Linked DNA regions of Homo sapiens: region 1 is linked to region 2. A link is a loop called in an ENCODE intact Hi-C map of the cell type or tissue named here. Cell type or tissue: PC-3. All regions are shown on one strand. Links, peaks and the distances in the headings refer to the core of each region. The heading gives the core; the rest is flanking DNA. Region 1 overlaps MED13 (mediator complex subunit 13). Region 2 has its middle 44 kb from the start of MED13.

What was found. A loop is a pair of places that touch in the nucleus more often than their neighbours do. Peaks named below come from ENCODE experiments on the same cell type or tissue, not always from the same donor. Only the 100,000 strongest peaks of a DNase experiment are listed, where the experiment ranks them.
Region 1: it touches region 2 in a loop (3-fold over the local background); 2 of 110 quality-filtered maps call a loop at or near these places.

Annotation. Positions count from the first base shown.
Region 1 is chr17:61,994,383-62,002,720 of GRCh38, forward strand. It overlaps MED13 (mediator complex subunit 13), which reads right to left. Exons shown (of 30, transcript NM_005121.3): 10 at 770-983. Among named protein-coding and RNA genes, the nearest start is that of MED13, 67 kb to the right of the region's middle. In PC-3, for the core only: no CTCF peak of the experiment used is centred there; a DNase peak (open chromatin) is centred at 3,439; H3K27ac peaks cover 2,056 bases.
Region 2 is chr17:62,105,598-62,113,935 of GRCh38, forward strand. No RefSeq gene overlaps it. Among named protein-coding and RNA genes, the nearest start is that of MED13, 44 kb to the left of the region's middle. RefSeq lists an enhancer at 1,007-1,569. In PC-3, for the core only: CTCF peaks have their summits at 4,052 (motif pointing left) and 4,264; DNase peaks (open chromatin) are centred at 4,054, 4,514 and 5,674; H3K27ac peaks cover 1,345 bases.

The sequences.
Region 1 (8,338 bases), core at 94-8,093, 110 kb before region 2:
ATTTTATTCTAATAACTATATATCTTGCACTTCATTTTTACTTCTAGGTGCACTGTAAGTTCCTGAATCACATATTCAAAAATAGCACATATTTTTTAAACTCAGTGATGTATATTTTATTGTATCTTTGAAAACTGGTAATTCACTTACAACATATTTTAAAATCACTGTCAAAATAGCCTACCTAAATGTCCTGATTTCAATTATGACAAGTTTAATATGCCCTTTATCCAACCCAGAAACTTTTAAACAACAAAATATTTTCATTATCAGAGGTCAGCTATAATTGGTACCATGTGCTTGATTTACCCATTCAAAAAAATACATTTTTCTTTTTTTCTTTTTGAGACGGAGTCTCGCTCTGTCACCCAAGCTGGAGTGCAGTAGCCTGATCTTGGCTCACTGCAACCTCTGCCTCCTGGGTTCAAGGGATTCTCCTGCCTCAGCCTCCCGAATAGCTGGGATTACAAGGCGCACACCACCACACCCAGCTACTTTTTGTATTTTTATTAGAGACAGGGTTTCACCATGTTGGCCAAGCTGGTCTCAAACTCCTGTCCTCAGGTGATCTGCCTGCCTCGGCCTCCCCAAGTGCTGGTATTACAGGCATGAGCCACCGCAGCCGGGCAAAAATAAGTTTTTCTAAATAAATGATTACTCTTTCTATTCTAAGACAAAAGAAGTGAGATAACTGTGGTAGTAAGAGTGTTACTATATGCAGTGCTACAAAATCAACAGTGACCCTTTGGTGTACTGTGATTTCTCTTACCTTGTGTTTTTTTCCAGCTTCTCTCTCACTATTTTGTCTATCTTTTTTATCAGGAAAAAGGAATTCCTCATCTCCTTCAACAAATGCATATGGATCAATTTTAGGTTCTTGTTCTGCATCAGATGCTATTGCTGAAAGACACTGGTTTTTAATTTGATATTGCTGCACTAATTCATCAGAAACTTTTAAAGGTTTCTTACATTGCACCATTAACCTGCATAAAAAAATTAAAAAAAATTAATTATCCACATAAGCATTAAAAATTTCCAAAATGACGTTAAGTATCATAATGTTTTTAGAATTACTTAAAGATTATCTAACCTACAATCCCTTATTTCAGAAATGAGGAGGCATGAAAATATTAAATAATTTATTGAAGTCTAAAATTTAGCCATAGAGAAATGGGGCCAAAATCCAAGTTTCCTAACTATATGATCTTTCTACCAAAATATGTTGTCTTTAGGTAATTCACGGTTTAGGTAACTCACGGTTCTCAAGTCCTCAAGCACACTATTTTGTACAAATCCATTCCCTGAAAGGGGCTCTTAAATCTAAACTGCTCCAGTACAGTGACTCAAAGTGGGAGCTTTATAAAAGTGAGTAAAATACTTTTAAACAATTTATACATTTATACAAGGAAAGTGATTATGTATTTTTTTTTTACTGCCATGAGTAGATATACTTTAAGTTTTAAATTTTTGAAGGCCTGATTTGTGTTTCATGAAAATAGCATTATTACTATTAATTCTGGCAAGATGTTTCACAATGGAAAGTGAAGTTTCAGTGCAAGTATCTGAGTTTTCTAATCACATTGGCACATCAATTTTTAAGTTATTAGTCTTCTGGTTCAACACAGCAACTAAGAAATTGTTTCTCTTTATTCTCCTAAAATAACCAATAAAATGACAGGAGATGACAGAATAAAAGAGAAGACAACAAGGAAGTTGGAAAGATGAGCTAGTGGAAACTGACAGACCACAGAAAGCTGAAATCTAAGGATAAAAGAGGGATGCCACAACAAGAAGCAAGCTGATCTATACCAAAGAACCCTGGAAAGCATCAGGAGTTTTTTCTCTCTGAAGACCCGACTGCTCGGTGAGTGTGAACACAGAATCATTAGCTTCTGGTTTGCATAAGACATGTTTAGACTCTCAAATTCCTATTCTCTCGGGTTTACAAAGCTAAGGTTCTCAGGTTGTCCTAACAGTAGCTAGCAGCCAAGCTTGCAGTCAGATCATGGCCAGAATCTTGCAATGACTATTTCACTCTGAGAAAAAAACCAAAGTCCTTATACCATCCTATGAAAACTTCCCATCATCTTGTTCTTCTCCTCTTCATCTTTTACTATTCTAGTCCTCTCTTATACTGCTTCCAAGGGCTTCCTTTATGTTCCTCAATGGGTTCCAGACCCATTCCTGGCTATTTCTTTTATGGGGAACATTCTCCTTCCAAATATCTGCATGGCCAACTCGCTCACTTCCTTCAAGTCTTTGCTTAAATGTCACCTATGAGCCCATAACTACTTTATTTTAAATAGCAATATGCCCATGCCCACTTGCCTCAATAATAATCCCCCTTACCCTGCTCTATTTTCCTGCATAGCATTTATCTTTTAACATATTACATAATTTATTATATTCATAGTTGACTGTCACTCACACTAGAACATAAAAGCTCCACAAGGACAGGGGTCTAACCTTTGTTCACTAATTTAGCACAGATGCCTAGAGTACCTGGTACATAATAGGTGTCAATACTTGCTAGTGAATAAATGAAATCTAAAAATCACAGACTGAGATGTTTTTGCATTAGTACTACTAAAATACACTATCTTGTACTTTGAAATAAACAATTTTTACACACTAGAAGGTACCAATGCCACTGCTTATCTACTCTGAGTACTAAGACAAAAATTGTAAGATATGTAAGGTCTGGTAGCAATGAAGGTATTTGCAGATCGTACATTCTTTGACTCACAGGCAAATCTTATCTCATTCATCTATTCACTAATGCCTAACACTAGTAGCACTTGATCTCTTACAAACTCGGGGCAAAGTAGGCCATCAAAACAAAAACTGATTTCTAAACATGCTATCAAATGCTCAAATACATATCATTATTATTCCAAATACGCCCCAGATTTATTGCAAAAACTAAAATCCCAAGCATACAAAAACTTTCTGCTGTGGGAATATAATGCTAGCACACTGTCATTGGGGATATGTTTTATAATTAATCATCAGGATAGTTCTGTTCTATAAACAGCTGAGTATCAAGTGTAGTTTTTTACCTCACCACATTAGACTCTAAATAACGGTTAGCTGAATTGTCTACCAAATATTCACTAATGCAAATCTTTTTAAAATAGTAATTCTAACTACTTTGATATGTACTTTTCTTATTTAATACTTAAAATAATATTTTAAGATAAGAAGCAAAGGGTATTATCCCTGACTTTGATGTGGAAATTATGTAAAATCAAGGGCTTTGCTGAGGTCACATAGTGGCAAAGTCAGAAATGAAAAGATTTTAAGTATTTATATTCAAATAACTATCCTTAGGGAATAAAGTATAAGAAATCTCCCTTCCCCCAGCCTGAAAGACACTACTACTCTCTGTAGAGACAAATAAAACTCGGTGTTTCATATTACGTTGTCCTCTGGCAGAAGTATAAAAACCTTCACACTGTTTACATAAGTAGTTGCTAGACTACTGTGCAGTAACATTATTAAAAAAACCAACTCTACTGCACAGGGCTCTATTAAAATAAAAAATGAGTAAACCAAATGCATTACCTAAATATGACTGTTTGTTATTTTATTGAATCATTCTCACAGACATTAGCATGTGCAAAGAATTTAAATGTAGTCAATTTCAAGAGTATCAAGACACAATAAATTTTAAAATATAAATTCATTTACATTATACATTCTATATTTAAAGCTGATAATAGAATTAAAAATTGTTACTTTTAAGAGATGCCAGATAAAAAAACTCTAATTACCATACTGTCAACATCAATTATATAGTACACATACACTTTTAGAATACGAATAACCCTCTCCTTTCCTCAAACGAACTTTCACATACAGCCAAATAATTAACTACAGACACAGTTTCAATTAGACATAAAGCTAAATACAGACAAACTGCAAAAAGATCAGGTACAGCCATGAACAGGAAGTGCTGCAAGGCCCAAAGCATTATATTATTCATTAATTGCAACTCTTTCCTTTTACTATGACAATAACATACTATCCTGAAATGTACTCATATAGAATTTAACATAGCTTATGGTAGCATATGCTGTTATGCCTTTATTCAATAAAAATTCTTCCAGATGAGGTATGACAGTTTTTAAGATGACAATTATAGAAGCAGATAAGCTACAGACGGAAAGTTAAGAAACAAATGAATGCAATAATGTCAAAATCTTCCCACCGCCTTTTTTTTTTTTTTTTTTTTTTTGAGACAAGGTCTTGCTGTCACCCAGGCTGGAATGCAGTGGTGCGGTCTCAGCTCACTACAACCTCCACCTCCAGAGTTCAAAGTATCCTCCCTCTTCGGCCTCCTGAGTAGCTGGGACTACAGGTGTGTACCACCACACTTGGCTAGTTTTTTATTTTTTGTAGAGACAGGATCTCACTATATTGCCCAGGCTGGTCTTGAACTCCTGGGCTCAAGTGATCCTCCCATGTTTGCCTCCCAAAGTGCTGGGATTACAGGTGTGAGCTACTGAGCCCAGCCTAAAATCTCCCACTTTTTAAATGGTACTTTTTTTTTTTTTTTTTTTTTTTTACCGTCTCCTATATTCAGAATCAATCCCTAAACTGAGCCAAGGTCACTGTCAAAGGAAAGCTTTATTTGCATTAAAATAAAACAGCAAATATAGAAGACTTACTTAAAAGATTTAGAGTACAGAAAAATCAAAACAAGTTTATTTCATCACAGACTTCTTTCTGTGAATCAAAGGCATTCAGAACTATGTTTTAGAGATCAAATAATGTATTCTACAACTATATACATACAAATCTGGTATACCACTAACACAACATAGGAGTTAATTCTATTGATGAATATCATGGCTAAGATATCCTGATATACTTTGGCTACAGAATAAAACATGTAAAGAACTATGCTCAAATACAGTTCTTTCTTTGCTCAGGGTTTAGACAGGTTTCCCTCTGAATCAGAATCACAGACTAAACAATCACAAATTCTTCTAAAACTAAGTGCTAAACCCATGAAAAAAAGATATAATGTTTCTTGCCAGAAATTTTGCTATCTTTAAAATCTATATGGTTCTTAGCCTCTATTCTGAAATACATGCTATCATTAACTAATAGATAAACTAAAAAGAATTAGAAAAAAAGATATTTGCCACGTGTATCTTATATATGGGTTATGCTATGTTCCACTCCAACCTCTCCTTCCCCACAAGTAAATTCTAACAAATTAGAGAAATTTTACTTTTACAAACATAGTCAATGAAAAGTTAAACATAAAATTGCTACACATGAAAGTCTAAGAATAAAAAAGGTACTCAGAAATGATAAATTCTATAATGCTATACTAGTTAGGTAGCCATCACCACCTGAAACTGCTAATCAGAAAAATCAAGAGGGCTGGGTGCAGTGGCTCACATCTGTAATCCCAGCGCTTTGGGAGGCCAAGGTAGTAGCATCACCGGAGACCAGGAGTTCAAGACCAGCCTGGACAACATAGCGAGATCCTGTCTAAAATCCTGGCTAAAAAAAAATGTTTTTAATTAGCCAAGCGGTATTGTCACATGTCTGTAGTCTCAGCTTCTTGGGAGGCTAAGGAGGATGGATGGCTTGAGCCCAGGAGTTCAAGGCTGCAGTGAGCCATGATCATGCCACTGCACCATAGCCTGGGTAACAGAGCAAGATCCTCTCTCATAAAAAGAAAAAATAAAAATCAAGAGTATTAATTTCTTTCACTAACCCACTACTATGGAAGGACAGTGCCACCTTTCAATAGCAATCAATGGAAACATTTATTTACACCAAACAGAAAATGGAGTTTCACTTAACACAAATAAAACAAAGCTTTGAATTTCTCCTACCGTAATTTTCTATGAAGTCACATACCTGTAAAAGTTCCACTATTATAAATCCACTAGTTCTCTGTTTCTACTGATGCATTCTTGTCCTTTTGCATTGTATATCTACTCTAACTGGGTTATCAGCAATCCCCTCTATTAAGTTTCAGACATGATCCCAACCGCCTGATGGAATCTCTCAGCAGGCACCTCAAACTGCATTCACATGTTTACGATGTACTCACATTACATGTACATAGCTAAAGTCATGTAGTACAAAAAGATGAAAAGCCTAAGTATCAATCTCTCTCCTTCAAGATAACAAGTACTATTTCTATCATCTAATTAAGGTGGAAAAAAACCTAGGTATATGCCAGCATATATGTATGCACATATGTACTTTGGTTCCTCATCTACATACAGAGCTTCTCATATCAGCCTATACAGATTTCCTTTGCTTATTTAAGTGGATATGCCATTATTATTTAGCCAGACCTTCATTATTTAGCAAGACCTTACTTTCATAAGGTGTATCAATAGTTTTGTTTTTTGTTGTTTTATTTTTTGGAGATGGAGTCTTGCTCTGTTGCTCAGGATGGAGTGCAGTGGCGTGGTCTTGGCTCACTGCAACCTCTGGCTCCCAGGTTTAAGCGATTCTCCTACCTCAGCCTCCTGAATAGCTGGGATTACAGGCGCCTGCCACCACGCCCAGCTAATTTTTTGTATTTTTAGTAGAGACAGGGTTTCACCATGTTGGCCAAGCTGGTCTCAAACTCCTGACCTCGTGATCCACCCACCTCGGCCTCCCAAAGTGCTGGGATTACAGGCGTGAGTCACTGCGCCCAGCCTAGGTATTTCAATAGTTATTCCAAGGTACTTCTACTTAGAAACGCTACTTTAAAAAAATCAGAAAAATTAAGTTTGGTAAGATTTAGCCTAAAGTGGGTAAAAACAATGGTACAGACACCTTCAAACCTATTCTTTCTCATCTTTCTACCTCATGAACTAAATACGCTTGGCCTTAAACTCTCCTGTTATTCTCCTACTTTACTGTTTAACTGGCTGCAAAGTTCTTCAAAATATATTCCACAGCATCTATAACATTCATACATCCCTGCTACTTCTAATTTCCCAGTGTCGGCCTCACATCACTTTCTATATGAGTTGTCCAAACTGATCTCCTTTCACACAGACATATCTTTTCATTTCAAGCAACCTTTCAATAACATTACTTGGTGAGTTTTTCCAAAATCCTTATTTTCTAAAACTTGTCATTTTATCTCACTCAATACTTGCAATAGTCCCTCCATCATCTCAAGGATAATATACAAACTTATGAATACTATTCTGCTATTCCATTCTATAGTCCTACGCTTTTCAGGTCTCATTTCTCATCATGACACACCAAACTACTAAGGAGCACCCCTATAATCTAACCATACCAAACTACATAAAGCTTCTGGAGCTTCATAAATGGAATTAAATTATTCCCCACTCTGTGTCTGTACTATATTTTATTTATACCTCTATCAGATAATATGCTATTTTCCATTAGACTACAATTTCATTTATGGTCAAGAGTAAATTTATTTTATACACTAACAGTGCCCCACAGCATCCTGCGTAAGAGAAACTTCAGTTTTATTGAAACTGATTTTAAAAATACCTTTTAAGAATATGAATTTAAAAAGAAAAATAATACTCCTAAGAAGAGATACAAAATGCAGAGGACTTGCAACAGCCCTGTAATTAACTTTATTAAAATTAACTGCTAAACATTTAAATGCACTTTCAAAACTCAAAGAATGGAAAAATAATAATAGATATTTACAATGACTAGGTGACAGAAATTCACCAATTTACTAATATAAACAAACCAGGCTTCTGAATGAATTACTCTATGACTAAAGAGGTGTTTGATCATATTACATCTTTAAAATTGTAAGTGCTTCCAGAAAGAATTTAAGAGGGTTGTTTAAATGCCATCAAAAGAGGGCTGGGCACGGTGGCTCACTCCTGTAATCCCAGCACTTTGGGAGGCTGAGGTGGGCGGATCACCTGAGGTAGGGAGTTCAAGACCAGCCTGGCCAACATGGCGAAACCCGTCTCTACTGAAAATACAAAAATTTGCCAGGTGTGGTGGCACACGCCTGTAATCCCAGCTACTCGGGAGGCCAAGGCAGGAGAATCACTTGAACCTGGGAGGCGGAGGTTGCAGTGAGCCGAGATTGCGCCACTGCACTCCAGCCCGGGCAACAAAAGCAAAACTCCATCTCAAAAAAAAAAAAAAAAAAAAGCCATCAAAAGAGAATAACAGTAATTCATGGAATTTATTTTAATGACAGGGAACATCATCTAACTTTGTCAATTGGCTGTACCACTTTCTACAAGGAGACAACTATTATTTTGATCCTTGTCACATCATATCTGAAGCAATATTAACAGCAGGTAATAAATTATCCAATTATTCCAACAAAATCCTTTTCACTATAAGAAAAAAAAGCATT
Region 2 (8,338 bases), core at 305-8,304:
AGCTGTCATTGACCCCCTCCTTTTCGTGACAGTTTTAGTCAGCCTCTCCACCTCCTTCTTCCCAGCCCCAGTGCCCTTTATGATAAAGAAAGGGTATGGGCCTGGGATGCGGGAGGTGGAGAGGCTGATTTAAGAGGCTTTCTGCCTCTATGGAATTACCACTTCTGAGTCCTCTATCTGAGATCTCTGTCTGCTCTGATTTCTAACTTCTAGCACAGGTCTTTACAAAATAAAAACTTCAAGGAGCCTACAACTTTATCCAGATTTGGAAGGAAAATGAGAGAAAAACTGCCTTATAGATTGGTAAGTCTAAATCATGGCATTGCCTTTTGCCTATGTAGAGTCTCAGTCATTTAAGGAATAGCATTGTGTGTGACTTTGGGGAGGTCATATGTACCTGCACAATCTCCTGAAATACTTTCCCAATCTGAACATAAGCCCAGGAGCCAGGTTCCTTGACCACTGGCCAAAGCGTCACTCCAAGCCAACTCCAAGAATTGGGCTAGAGAGCCCCATGGTTATCTACATCATGGCTGTAAACTTTGTACCCAGCCAGGTACAATTATTCCTGGGATTCTTACAGCCTTCTGCTTTTACTAAACCAAAATTTACCTTCTCAAAAGGAAGAAGTTTCCCTAGTTATAGAGTTAGATAAAGCACTCTAGCAGTTGAAGACTTACTTGTCTCTTTCCCAGCTTTGACTTACCTGGAAGCAAAAAGCCCTACACCATTGAAACCAACACCTTTAACAGTGCAGCAGGGTCATATGGCCCCAAGATAAGTGATCTGTGGCTCGGGCAACAGTCAGTCTCTGCAGAAGAAGCTAGGCTGGTTGATATCAACTAGCTGACATAAGAATGGGTTATCATTTACCATGGCCACCTTCGTGGTCTGGAAGCATCATCTCCAGGTATCCAGCATCCTGTAGTAATGTGTTTGGAACATTAGAGCCTGGTGCTGTTCAGACAGACCTAGATGAACACTTAAGTGTTTGGATTTTACTATCTCATAAACTTGGCAGTGAAATGGCCAGGTGACTTCTCTATTTCAAAACACTAGGGAGTAGAGGAAACATTTCTATTCTTGGAAATCCTCCTGTAGCTACAATAAATAAAAGCAAAATCCAAATGTCTGCGGTTCATAGTGCCTAGTACAGGCACCTAGCATAGAGCTAGAGTCACCCAGGAGTAAGTCGGGACACACCATGAGTCCTCTTTACCCAGACCAGTGGCTGTTTTTCCACAAGCAGGGAGCCCTGTCACAAGTACTTTGCCTTTCCATAAGAATACTGTAATTCTCACCTCATATATCTCAGAAGGAAACCCTGCTGATTTAGAGCATTAAATATAAGAAGATAACATCTTAAAATACTAGAAGAAAATATGATATTCATCTTGCTCTTAAAGAAAAACATTGTAATCATTAAGTCAATAGAAAAAAATGCCAAAATAAATAAATTCAGTTACATAAAAGAAATATATTAGCTACAGCAAGTTATCATAATAAAAATAAATGCTGGCCGGGTGTGGTGGCTCATGCCTGTAATCCCAGCACTTTGGGAGGCCAAGGCATACAGATCACTTGAGATCAGGAGTCCAAGACCAGCCTGGCCAACATGGTGAAACTCTGTCTCTACTAAAAATGCAAAAATTAGCCAGGCATGGTGGTGCACACCTATAATCCCAGCTACTAGGGAGGCTGAGGCGGGAGAATTGCTTGAACCCAGGCAGTGGAGGTTTCAGTGAGCCAAGATCACACCACTGTACTCCAACTTGGGCAACAGAGCAAAATTCCATCTGAAAAAAAAAATGCTCAGACTCTTTGAACTACTAATTTTAAGAATCTAATCAGAGGCCAGTCACAGTGGCTCACACCTGTAATCCCAGCACTTTGGGAGACCGAGGCAGGTGGATCACCTAAGGTCGGGAGTTCCAGACCAGCCTGACCAACATGGAGAAACCCTGTCTCTACTAAAACTACAATATTAGCCAGGCATGGCGACACATGCCTGTAATCCCAGCTACTTGGGAGGCTGAGGCAGGAGAATCACTTGAACCTGGGAGGCAGAGGTTGCGGTGAGCTGGGATTGTGCCATTGCACTCCAGCCTGGGCAACAAGAGCGAAACTTCCTCTCAAAACAACAACAACAACAACAAAAAACTAATCAGAAATGTGAATGTAGTTTTGTGCACAAAAGTATTTATCATAATGTAATTTAGAATTGGAAACAACTGAATATTCAACAATGGTGAAAGTGTTATAGTAATTTATGATATATATAGATGAAATTCATGGCTCCCATATGCAGTCATTAAAAATAATTTTGTTACATAAAGATACTTATGAGACAATGGTAGGTGTAAAAGGCAAAATAGGGCCAGGTGCAGTGTGGCTCACGCCTGTAATCCCAGCACTTTGGGAGACCGAGGCGGGTGGATCACCTGAAGTCAGGAGTTCGAGACCAGTCTGACCAACATGGAGAAACCCTGTCTCTACTAAAAATACAAAATTAGCTGGGCATGGTGGCAGGTGCCTGTAATCCCAACTACTCGGGAGTCTAAGGCAGGAGAATGGCTTGAACCATGGAGGCGGAGGTTGCAGTGAGCCAAGATTGTGCCACTGCACTCCAGCCTGGGCAACAAGAGCAAAACTCTGTCTCAAAAAAAAAAAAAAAAAAAAAGGCAAAATAGCAAACTGAATAAATCATAAACTACATTTTTAAAATAAAATTAAAAGAACAATTAAAGGCTGAAACAGTGGCTCATGCCTGTAATCCCAGCACTTTGGGAGGCCGAGGTGGGAAGATCCCTTGAGACCAGCCTGGGCAACATAGTAAGACCCCGTCTCTTAAAAAAAAAACACCAATTAAAATTGATGAGAGTAGAAATAATTTTTTTGTTTTATTCTTTATCCTTTTCTATATTTTCTATATTTTTGCAGCCCAATAAATGTTTTTAAAATCACCTCTGAACTTTTACTACTAGTGCTTTTTTTTCTACAACTTTATACCATAATGAGATTTCTGATGGTGCACAAAGACCTGCAGTTTATATAATAAGTGACAAATCATTTTTACTCATTAGATAATTGCATATTAAGTACCTTTGTGTTTTAATATCTATTATCTTAGAGGATAACTGAGTTAATCAGTAGAGTTTACTTTAGACTGAAATAATAATTGTACAGTTTAGTCTGAATGACTTCAACACTTTAAGCAGACCCCTCCCAGATGGCAGCCTGCAGGACAGATGGTCTGTCAAAGGTTCCTGGCCTCTGCTACCTTTGTCTTGGGTCATATCTCTGGGCTCCATCCTTTATCTCACTCTCTTGGCCATGTCTGACTTCCGTATAGGTTCTTCAACTCAAATCAGGTTCCTAATATCCCCAGCGCTCTTGTATTGATGTCTTAACACTTCCCTTCTTCTAGCAGGGCGTGGTGGCTCACGCCTGTAATCCTAGTACTTTGGGAGGCCGAGGCGGGCAGATCACCTGAGGTCGGGAGTTTGAGACCAGTCTGACCAACATGGAGAAACCCCCATATCTACTAAAAATACAAAATTAGCTGGGCATGGTGGCGCATGCCTGTAATCCGTTACTTGGGAGGCTGAGGCAGGAGAATCGCTTAAACCCAGGAGGCGGAGGTTGCAGTGAGCAGAGATCACACCATTGCACTCCAGCCTGGGCAACAAGAGTGAAACTCCGTCTCAAAACAAAAAACAAACAAACAAACAAAACAGTTCCCTGATTCTTCAGCTTGATCCCTTTGACATGATAGTTTGAGACTGCAACCTAGACCAAGACCATGTAGAGAATTTCCTGAGGCTCAGTGTTTGCTTAGAGTCTTGTCCCAGGTCTCCAGAGTTCCTGCCTGGCATGGCACCCCCAATAAGCTAGTAAGGCACCTGCTCCTTGATTGGTCCTCCTTGCTTACCCTAGCTCAGCTAGTTCTCCAAGAACAGTCTTCTAGGCCAGTTGAGAATGTGTCTGGGCCAGCTCCCCATCCTGAGGATCTGGCACCCTCCGGTGGCCATGGGTGGGTGCACCTAGCCTAGCAGTGAGTTTCAGTGCTAGAGCCTGCTAAAATGTCCCCAGGCGTATTAGCACCCTCCAGTGACAGTTTAATGGAGCTACTTCAGAGAGCTGCTATCAGATCCTGGCATGCCTTACTTCTGCAGGGTCCCTTGTAATTCAATTCACCTCCTGCAACTTGCTGATGTATCAAGATAGACTAAGATCTATGTTCTTAAAGGAGAAGGCTTTTGAGGTTTTGAATTTGGCAGGAAAGTCATAAGTACTAACCTGAATGCCAGATACTGAACTAAATGCTTTATAAACATTATCATAAATAATCTTCACAACAACCCTGGAAGGTAGGCACCTATTTTTCATCTCCACCCTCTAGAAAAGGAAATCAAGGCTCATGGGGTTGGGGGGCGGTTATATAGAAGTCAAGGTTAAGCTAAAAGGCCAACAGTTCCCTGTTAGTTGATGGCTTAGCTTGGGTTTAAAACCAGCTCAACCTGACTCAAGCTGACTCAGGTCCTATGCTTTAACAAGCCATACAGTCTCTTTAGGACATTGGGATGCTCTCAAAGATCATCATATATATATAGAAGTTAGTCTGTATGAAGAAGAAAGATTTTTTTTCCCCCGAGATGGAGTCTTGCCCAGTCGCCAGGCTGGAGTGCAGTGGCACAATCTCAGCTCTCTGCAGGCTCCGCCTCCCGAGTTCAAGCAATTCCCCTGCCTCAGCCTCCTGAGTAGCTGGGGCTACTGGAGTGTGCCACCATGCCTGGCTAATTTTTTGTATTTTAGTAGAGACAGGGTTTCACCATGGTTTTACCATGGTCTCGATTTCCTGACCTCGTGATCTGCCCACCTCAGCCTTCCAAAGTGTTGGGATTACAGGCATGAGCCATCACACCCGGCCTAATTTTTGTATTTTTAGTAAAGACGGGGTTTTACCATGTTAACCAGGCTGGTCTCCTGGTTAACCATGAGGTCTCCTGACCTCATGATCTGCCCACCTTGGCCTCCCAAAGTGCTGGGATTACAGGCGTGAGCCACTGACCTCAGCCAAGAATTTTTCAAAGCTGGGCATGGTGGCGTACACCTGTAGTCCCGAGGTACACGAGAGGCTGAGGCAGGAAGATCCCTTGAGCCCAGGACTTGAAGGCTGCAGTGAGCTATGATGAGTGCCACTGCACTCCAGCCTGGGTGATAGAATGAGACCTTATCTCTGAAAACAAAGCAAAACAACAACAAACTAAACTTATAAAAAAATATGTAGAGAGAAGCAGAGACAAGAGTTAGAGCTAGAGTCCTGACAGGGCTTGAGCTCTCGGTTCTAGTTGTTCCTGAGGCCCAAGAATACCATTGTCCTTTTCCAGACTTGGTTTTTTCATCAGATACTCCAGCCCTTCCAATAAATTCCCCTTTATAGACCAGTTTGATGTGGCTTTCTGCCACTTGTAATGTAAGAGCCCTACTAAAACAGGAAAGAAGTAGGGGACTTTGGAATACAGTCTACGTACTAACACCCACAGCAGCATTAGACAGGATACTGATGATCCACAGTCTGATCCACACTGTTATTTTGGTTGCAAGAAACAGACAGTCAATTTACTAGAGACAAGTTACTCATTACTCAAAGACAATTCAAAAGGATGGTTCATAGGAAAAACAAATGTGTACCACACCCTGAGTCAACTGAACCTCACAGCGTTGGAAAGGATTGGAACTACAGCAGTAGCACTAGGGAACAGCCACTGCCTCCTTTCTCTAGGGCTTTTTTTTTTTTAGATGGAATTTTATTTTGCTCTTGCTGCCCAGGCTGGAGTGTAATGGCACAATCTTGGCTCACTGCAACCACTGCCTCCCTGGTTCAAGCCATTCTCCCGCCTCAGCCTCCCAAGTAGCTGGGATTGTAGGCATGCACCACTATGCCCAGCTAATTTTTTTTATGTATTTAGTAGAGACAGAATTTTACCATGTTTGTCAGGCTGGTCTCAAACTCCTGACCTCAGGTGATCCACCCGCCTTGGCCTCCCAAAGTGCCAGGATTACAGACATAAGCCACCACACCCGGCCCTCTAGGGGCTTTTTAACCTCTCAGTGAATCAGCACCACCCTCTCTGGACCAGCCTTTTCAGCTTATTCCCGTTGCCCCTGGCTGAAAAAAAAAGAAAAAAAAAAGCCACTCTAGCTCCCGAAGCTCTGTGGCTTTTCAGTTTCAGCTCATAAAAAATCAAAGCTTTCCTTTGTGACACTTTATTGTGAGTTCCCAAGAGGGAAGATTTGACTTCTGCTTAACTTTTTAAACCAAAGCTCAAGAGGCATAGGTCACTGGATACAGCTTAAGGCCACACCCGTGGACCAGGTGACCAATTCGCTGCAGTCATGGTCATGTGGCCCATTGCCCACTCAGTAAGTTGAGTGGGTAGGGATTTTACTCCAAAGGGATATGGGGAAGGCCAGTAATAATTGGCATCTCTAATCAAGCCTACTTAATTGTAATTTTAACTCTTGCCAGTAAGAAAAATTAAACACGTTGTAAACATGGGCAACCTATTCCCCAAAGACCCTCTCTAATTATCTAGTTGGCAAGAGGACTCACCTTCTGGTGCTTGTAGGCATGTGTGTATTCTCTAACTCAAAGTGCACCTTCTTCAAGTCCCCAGTCTCGCCTGCACCTGCCTTAAACACTGTGCAGTGAGCTAGACTACTCCACTCACTTGGGAGTCTATTAATTTTTTTTCTCCCCTTAACCACACTAAAGACTTTGCTTAGTAAAGCATTTTGAAGATTTAGAAAGTGACAGCTCAGTCTGCTTAGGATTTATATCCCAAACAGATGTGCCAAGAAGTCATAGGAATCAAACTGCTATTCTGTGAGTAGAATAATATATTAACTTGCCTTTTAGTAGTTTCGATTACACAGCTGTACAAATTGCAATGGAGTCTTCATAGCTAAAGTTGCTTTTATCAAAAGCACATTGCTTCTTCAAGGTGGAGGTTTTAGCATAGCAGGCACCCTGGGGGACATGCATGCATCCTTATAAAATACTGCTCATTACTTGCAATAAAATCTTCCAGGTAGTTGAGATATGGTAGTTCTGAATTCACCTTGAGGAACCCTCTGCCCTTCATCATCAGATATATATATATAACTGTATATTATTTCACAGTGAAAATAAGGAGTTCCTCAATAATGGTACCAACATCTTACACTTTGGTCTCTGTGACTCTCAGTATTCTCGACTGTCAAATTGGGATATTGATACCCATCTTACAGGGTTGTTGTAAGTAGCCAATGAAACAATGTTTATAAAGAGCTTAGCAGCTGGGCGCGGTGGCTCATACCTGTAATCCCAGCACTTTGGGAGGCCAAGGCGGGTGGATCACGAAGTCAGGAGATTGAGACCATCCTGGCCAACATGGTGAAACCCCGCCTCTACTAAAAATACAAAAATTAGCTGGGCATGGTGGTGGGCATCTGTAGTCCCAGTTACTCAGGAGGCTGAGGCTCAGGAGAATCTCTTGAACCTGGAGGTGAAGTTTGCAGTGAGCAGAGATGGTGCCACTGCACTCCAGCCTGGTGATAGAGCAAGACTCTATCTAAAAAAAAAAAAAAATTATACTAAAGGAAGAATCCTCCACAACTTTTATCCAATAATTGTTACTTGGCTAGAAATATTGTGTGAACATCTATTTTTGGTAACCTGGAAAGCTGGATAAAGGGCCCATTAGCTAAGATATATTAAATCTTGATTTGAATTACAACTAACATACATTTTTAATTTTTTCTAGGGTTTCATGAAAGGGGTCAAAAATTTTTTAAAAAGTGAGTTCAAACAAGAACGGGAAACAATAAGCATAAAAGTCGGAAAGGCCAGTACCAGCCAGTACCAGTCCTAGAACAAGGAGACTAAGCTTGGAAGTGCACTGCAAGGTGTGGCAATTACACCTGAGTCATTGAGCCTGATTCTGCAAAGGGAGCTTCAGAGATCCCTGATCAATTTTATCTGAGAGCTCCCTACAGAATCAAATGCAGGTACTCTCTGGAGGAAAGCAACTCTCAGTGCGTGTCCTTGGGATTTCCACAATTAAGTTAAATAAAATATAAGCTCACAATTAAGAAAAAAATCATTGGAATCACTGGCTGGGCGCAGTGGCTCATGCCTGTAATCCCAGCAGTTTGGGAGGCCAAGGTGGGCAGATCATGAGGTCAGGAGTTCAAGACTAGCCAGGCCAACATAGTGAAACCCCGTCTCTACTGAAAATACAAAAAATTAGCCATGCATGGTAGCATGTGCCTGTAATCGCAGCTACTCGGGAGG